Regions from separate parts of the Homo sapiens genome. Here region 1 is linked to region 2. The links are chromatin contacts, found by Hi-C or POLR2A ChIA-PET in ENCODE. All regions are on one chromosome and are shown on one strand. Each heading gives the region's core, a stretch centred on a gene start or an enhancer-like site at or near the end of the contact. The rest is flanking DNA. Distances are from core to core; before and after follow the strand shown.

What was found. A loop is a pair of places that touch in the nucleus more often than their neighbours do. ChIA-PET counts read pairs that join two places held with the same protein, here RNA polymerase II (POLR2A). Pooled maps may share reads with other maps.
Region 1: a map of OCI-LY7 shows a loop between it and region 2 (7-fold over the local background). The contact joins the promoter of FBXW11 here to the promoter of PANK3 in region 2. A Hi-C loop is called at or near these places in 2 of 168 maps with a recorded cell type or tissue (HepG2 and OCI-LY7), 4 of 37 single-sample maps with no recorded cell type and 15 of 50 pooled maps. POLR2A ChIA-PET finds 5 or more read pairs at or near these places in 1 of 52 experiments (Caco-2).

What each region holds. Positions count from the first base shown.
Region 1 is chr5:172,004,973-172,008,151 of GRCh38, forward strand. FBXW11 (F-box and WD repeat domain containing 11) reads right to left here and starts at 1,666. Exons shown (of 14, transcript NM_001378974.1): 1 at 1,486-1,666. The coding sequence starts at 1,530. RefSeq lists enhancers at 831-950, 1,550-2,177, 1,721-1,990 and silencers at 1,291-1,400, 1,411-1,690.
Region 2 is chr5:168,577,667-168,580,769 of GRCh38, forward strand. It overlaps PANK3 (pantothenate kinase 3), which reads right to left and starts at 1,702. Exons shown (of 7, transcript NM_024594.4): 1 at 1,590-1,702. The coding sequence starts at 1,617. RefSeq lists enhancers at 1,430-1,499, 1,590-2,133 and a silencer at 1,650-1,979.

The sequences.
Region 1 (3,179 bases), core at 416-2,915, 3.4 Mb after region 2:
TTATGCAAAGGACAGCAAACATTAAGCTGCCTCCATATTTATGCTACTGTACTTCCATTTTTAAAACAAGCATCTCAACTCCCCAGACACCATCATCCACAGAAACCATGCAGCTATCCAACAGACTTTCAGTGTCACCATTTATTATTTATAGCGTTAAATGGGGGAAGTGGCTCTGATGTCACCAACCCTACCCAGTGGAATCACTGACTCAATAAACATTTTCACACTGAAGAAAATCTGGCTAGGAAAACATTTTGCTGGGTTAAGTAGATTCTTCCACCTCTCCTCTCAACCCTGGGGAAGAAGTTGTTACCGTGTTAGGAAAGATACAAAGAAACTGTCAAGGCTTCCATAGGAAGAAATCCTGGACATGTCCATTTGCTGATGCAGACTTCCTCTTCCCAGCTCTCCAGAGCCCAATTTGATTTCCCTCATGTTCACGTTGGCAGGTAATATCTGCCATATTTTATTTCTTCCACCAAATCATCCATCAATTAGCAAATTCTTCACTTCTAGCCACTCTCTCACTGTCCTGTTCCTAAAAACCCCTTCTGGTTTCAAATCCTAAAGCTTCGGAGGAGGGTGGAGGGTGTCCACGGACCGGGAGTCTGGCCTGGCTGCCAGTGGTTTCTAACAGAAGAGTGGTCGCTTCCCCCGGGGGCCAAGGATTCCCCTCTTTTTTTTTTCTTTCTGAGAAGAAAGACCTCGCGGCAGTGATGAGGATGGCTCCCTCCCCAGTCATCTCCAATTTCCCAAAGCAGCTCTGGAAAACGTGAAGTTGCGCCTTCTCTTTCCTGGAGGATGGAATCCAGAGTACCTGGGCCCTTGCTATGCAAACATCCCTCTCCGCCGGGTAGGAAACCCTTTGTCCGAGAAGCCGGACACCACAAGGGCCCGGGAAAGAGGCCTCCTTATCCGCCACAGCCTCAAACCCGAAAGCTCCCTGCCCCCCCAGCTCTGTAGGGCCTATCCTGGCATCCACACAGACCTAGGCTGGGGAGTGGGTGCTGAGACCTCTCCTAGGACGCGGAGGCCCAGGCGGCCCCAACCCATCTCCGTACTCCTTCCCACCATCTCACTCGGCCTGAGTGGGGCTTGCAAGCGCGGTGCGGGCCTGGGCCGAAACAGAGGAAAGAAAAAAAAATCCCTTTCTAAAAGAAGGAGAATGGGGTGCTAGAGCGAGTGCGACCTAAGTCTACAGCATAAACGAGCGAGGGTCGTCCGAGAGCTGGGACCGGAGACGGGACCAGGGGGAGGGGGAGAAGCGAGGGGCATGGAGGGGGCCGGGCCAGGACCGGCCGGAGATGTCGAGGGATCAGAGGAGCCCGCGCCAGGTCCGAGGCCAGGGAAGGCTGGGGGCCCGGGTCTGGGTCGAGGCGTCTGGGAAGGGCCAGAGCCGGCCTCGCACCGGACGTTGAGGTGGGCAGGCCCGCCCGGGGCCGGACGGACGGAAGCACAGACGGTCCAGCGGGCCGCACTCACCATGAGCTCGATGGTCTTGTCCTCAATCACCGAGTCGGGCTCCATGGCGGCCCCGGCGGCCCCGCCTCGCTCTCCCCGCGCAGCAGCGAACGGCCCGGGCGGAGGAGGCGACGGCGGAGGCGGCAGAGGCGGAGGCGGCTATCGCACCCACTCTAGCTGCCAGCCCGCCCGGGCCGCCGGCAGCTCCGCCCTCCCCCTCGGCGAACGCAGTACGCAGATCGGGGACTACACCTCCCAGCAGGCGCCGCGGCCCGCAGAGCGTTGTGGGACCGAGCCTCTGACACCAGGTTGCTGGCTCTTGGCAGCCCGAAGCTGAACTCCGAGCTGAGAGTAGCACTGGACGGTGGGCGTAGGACGTGCAGACCTGAAGAGTTAAGAGCTTGCTCATGGCAGGGCCTCGAGAGCGCCACGACTACGTGTCCCAGAAAGCCGTGCGCCCGGGTTGTCCTTCCGGCTAGCTTCTCTTGACTTCCTGGCAGCCCAAGGCTGCCCAGACCGGGACGGAAACTCCGAGGCAACTCCTCACTTGTCGGAGGTCCTGCGTATGCGACCCATTTCCGCACATGCGCGGTCCATGCCGCAGTGCTCCCTAGACGCCTAGGTAGCTGCGCGGCCCGTCCGGCAGTGTCTGATGGTAGGGGCAGATGGTGGAGACAGGTGGGTTCTAGGTGCGTTAGGAAGGTGTATAGACCTGGGGCTCAGGTGTGGGAAGGGGCCAGCGAGTGAGAGAAGCTCGGCCTGGGGAAGAGGCTCTGAGAGGATGGGCATCCCAGGAGTGAGAGTTTCGAGATTTCTTCGGGAAAGACGGGGTTTTGGGAAATGTGCTGTGGTGCTGTCTGTATGTCACACGATCTGCGAGGAGCTGCGAGATTAAAGGGGACGTGCGTATATCGAGCCCCTCATTCATTCGTTCAGAAAATGGTTATTTTTTAAGCATCCAGCTTCCGCTGCGTACCGTTCTAGGCGCTGAGAATCAGCTCTGAACATGACAGACAAGGCTCCTGTTCTCATGGAGCTTAATTCTGGTGGAGGGACGACAGACACTAACCAAAAGAGTGGCTAAGAAGGAACACACAAGCGGAGACTCCTTCTAGTGAACTCAGCCTCCAACTCTGTGTAACTTAGGTCTGTCCGTGCCCTCTAACCAAATCCCACCAGGAAGACACGGATCGTTGAACAAGCTGGGTTTATTACTAGTTGCAGTGACTGAGAACACACATTGAGGAACGATAGGGCCTCTCGGTAAGAGTTGTTAGTGATTTGGGAGAGGGTTTAAGGAAGTGAGAGCTTCACTGGATTAGATACTGTCAGGAAGAGAGGGTCGTTCCATGATTGAGCATCTCAGTTCATCTTATCTAGAGGAAGGGAATTCTAGATTGAGGCTAAAGCTGTGCAGATAAAGAAACAGCAGCCTGGCCGGGCGCAGTGGCTCACGCCTGTAATCCCAGCACTTTGGTAAACCGAGGCAGGCGAATTGCTTGAGCGCAGGAGTTCCAGACCAGCCTGGGCAACATGGCGAAACTCTTCTCTACAAAAAATACAAAAATGAACCGGGCCTGGTGGTGCGCGCCTGTCATCTCAGTTACTTGGGAGGCAGAGGTGGGACGATCGCTTGAGCCCAGGAAGTGGAGGTTTCAGTGAATGGAGATCGCACCACTCCACTGTACCCTGAGTGATAGAGCCAGACCTTGTCT
Region 2 (3,103 bases), core at 452-2,951:
TTATAATCTCTCCTAAAACACCTTTGAAGGAGGTAGTACTCATACCTGATTATTAGTTTGTTCAAATCTAAGTAATCAAATCACTATCATGACAAAAGAAAATAATCACCACCACAAGAGTCAGAATTTGAGTTGGTCATACACTGTTCACCAAATGGAAATTCTAAGAGAAGCAGAGAAAACGTATGCGTGAGGGAAAATGTCCAAGTGTTCTAATTACTGCACCTGTTCAAGATGCATTAGTTTAATTCAGCAAATGAAAATTTAAAGTCTCTCTATATTACTTTTCATTTAAGCCTTCACATCACTATTTTATAGATTTCTTGAACAACTATGACAGGATCTATTCAGTTATAAATAATTTTTTAAAAATTTTAATTAACAGATGAAACTACCAGATAAAGTACTTAGACAATGCTCTATGGGTGCAAGAGAAAGAACACTGTATTATGAGTCAGTCCCCTTAGAGTTATGAACCACATAGCACATGGTTGGTACATGCTTGGAAAAGTTACTCTGGGGCTAAGTTCAATTTCCTCACCTGTGAAGTTAAGACCAAATTACCTTACAGTTATATAGGAATTTGTAGTTTTCACAGGGTTTTGGCTTGTTGCCTCTCAGGTGAGTTTTACAGGAACCCCGATAGGCGGGCAGGGAAGGTGTCAGCGCCCTGTTTTATAGTTGTGGATTTCTTAACAGTTAAAGAGATCACATGAAACACTGTAAAAACAGCAAAAGTATCAATACGACTCTAAGATGAGCATGAATCCCCACGTTCCTAGTCCTTCTGGGAGGCTATACTTAAAAAGAGTGACAATCACAATGGCTGGGTGATTAAATAAGTCAATTACTGGAATAAAAGGTTTTTAAAAGACTAAACATAAAAGGAAGCAAATGAAAGTCGACCTTTCTAAAAGCATAGTCAGAATTTAAGTACATGCATAGAAAAATATCTACGGGTATTCACCATAATATTAATAGCGGTTCGCTCCGGGTGCGGGGAATACGGGTGACTTTATCTTTCTTGTTTATCTGCGTTTTCTAAAACAAACATGAACTAGTTGATATTCTAAACAAAAACAAGCCAAAGCAATTACACACTGGCAGACTGCATGCACGTACGTTTGAAAGCTCCAACTGTAACAACAGTGACAACTCCCAGGAACCCACCGGCATTTCAAGGACACAAGCAGGAAGCCCGGAAATCCCTAAAAACAGGTGCTAAAAGCCGCCAGCGCAACCTGACAGCCGCGACCGCCTCTTTTCAACCTGAATTCAGGGGGAGCTGGGAGAGGAGACTAGTCTGGTTTGACAAAAATCAGAATCAGAAATTCCCTCTGGCACCTCCCAGATCTCGAAGAGAAAGTGGGAGGAAAGGCTAGGGGGCGGCAGGCATTCACCATGCATGAATAGGGGGATGGGGAGGACGGAAGCCTCGAACTCGTGGCTCAAATGGTCCCTCCGCCCCCATACCGGACGAAGCGCCGGCGAGGAGCGACGGGCTTGGAAGCCGACCGCCCAGCCAAGGGGCTTTCAGACGGGGCCCAAGGGTGCCCTCCCAACCTGGCGGGCCCCAGCCCCCGTCTTACAGGGTTTCTTGGCATCTTTGATCTTCATGGCGTCGGCCCGAGGGGCGATGGACGGCCTCCGATCCGGGGCACTGAGAGCAGAGGCGGCGACTCCGGAGGTGGCTGGGCCGCGCGGCGAGGCCCGGCCGGTTCCTCCCCTCAGGCCGGGCGGGGCCGGCCTAGGGCGGGGCGGCGGCGCCTGAGGAGATGCCCGGCCCAGGGGGCGGCCCCCCACCCCCGCGAGGGGTGGCCGGGACCGAGCAAGCTGGGGAAGGCCGCCGGCCTCGCCGCTCCGGGGCCCCCCCGCAGCCGCTCCAAACAAAAGGCCCCGGTCCCCGGAGCCGCCGCCACCGCCGCCGCCGCCGCACTGAGAAATAGCCCGCCCAGGCCGAACGCCCACGTGACGCGAGCCCCCCCTCGCTCCGCTTCCGCCCGGCTGCTGGGGATTGTAGTTCTCCGGTTCGTGAGGCCCCGCTCTCTGGCTGTAGTTGTGCAGGTGGACTACAAAGCCCGAGATGCATCGCGGCCCCTCCTCCGAGGCCCCTCAGCTTCCGCAGATCGCCTCAGAGTGGTCCCAGCGAGAAGAGGGCTGGGTCTTAGTCACGCCAGCGAGGAGGCGACCAATGGTGACTGAGATGGGCGTGCTGGGGAAGTCGGGCTCAGACCTCAGCAGGTCGCGGAGAGAAGGGGGAATGAACTCTTCGAGAGGACTGTCATGGCTGTTCGGCCATTCTCAGATTTCCCCTTGAGACAGGAAAGCTGGTCGTCAGGCCATGGAAAGCGCTACAATCAGGGCTCTAGAGCTGTGCTTAAGATAGACCCTTGAGTACATTGGCGGATTAAAATTATTCACAAAGGAATCCTTTTGCTTAATAGAGACACCTTGAATGTTAGGGTCGGAATGATGACAATAGCAGGAATAGAGGTAACATCTATGGAACGCGTTATGTTCATGGGACTCTGCTAAGCACTTTGTGTGATTTACTTAAATTCAGGGGCCTTGTGGACCACGTGCAATTATTCATTTTATTGTCACTCATTTTGAAGATGGGGCACGGTCTGAGGAGTTAAATTGCTTGCTGAGCATTCTTTTTGCCACCGATCCATATTCCCCTGGGGCCCTCCAGCCCAGCTCTCTCCTTCTAAAGGGAAAACTGACTCCCAGAGAAGAAAATTTAGTTGCTCCAGTTCTCACAGTAAAGCCAGGACACCCTTTCCCCTTGCCTCCTAGAGTCTTAGTCCTCCAGCTGGAATGGGAGAAGATGGCATTGGGTATCTTCTCTTGGCCTTCACTTTTGTTGCCCAGTTAGATGGCCAGGAATTCTGTAGTTTTTACAATAGATGGATAGAGGGTTGGCAGTAGAGGATTGGGCATTCCAGTCAAAGAAACCCGCTTACCAAAGAGCCTTACTGCCCCTTCTTGCAGATGATAAGCCAAGGGATGTGAAGAAGGACAGGAGAGGACACAAGCTACCATTTATTGAGTACATACCAAGGGCTGACACTTTGCAAAGTGCCTTACTTTTAAAATTTAA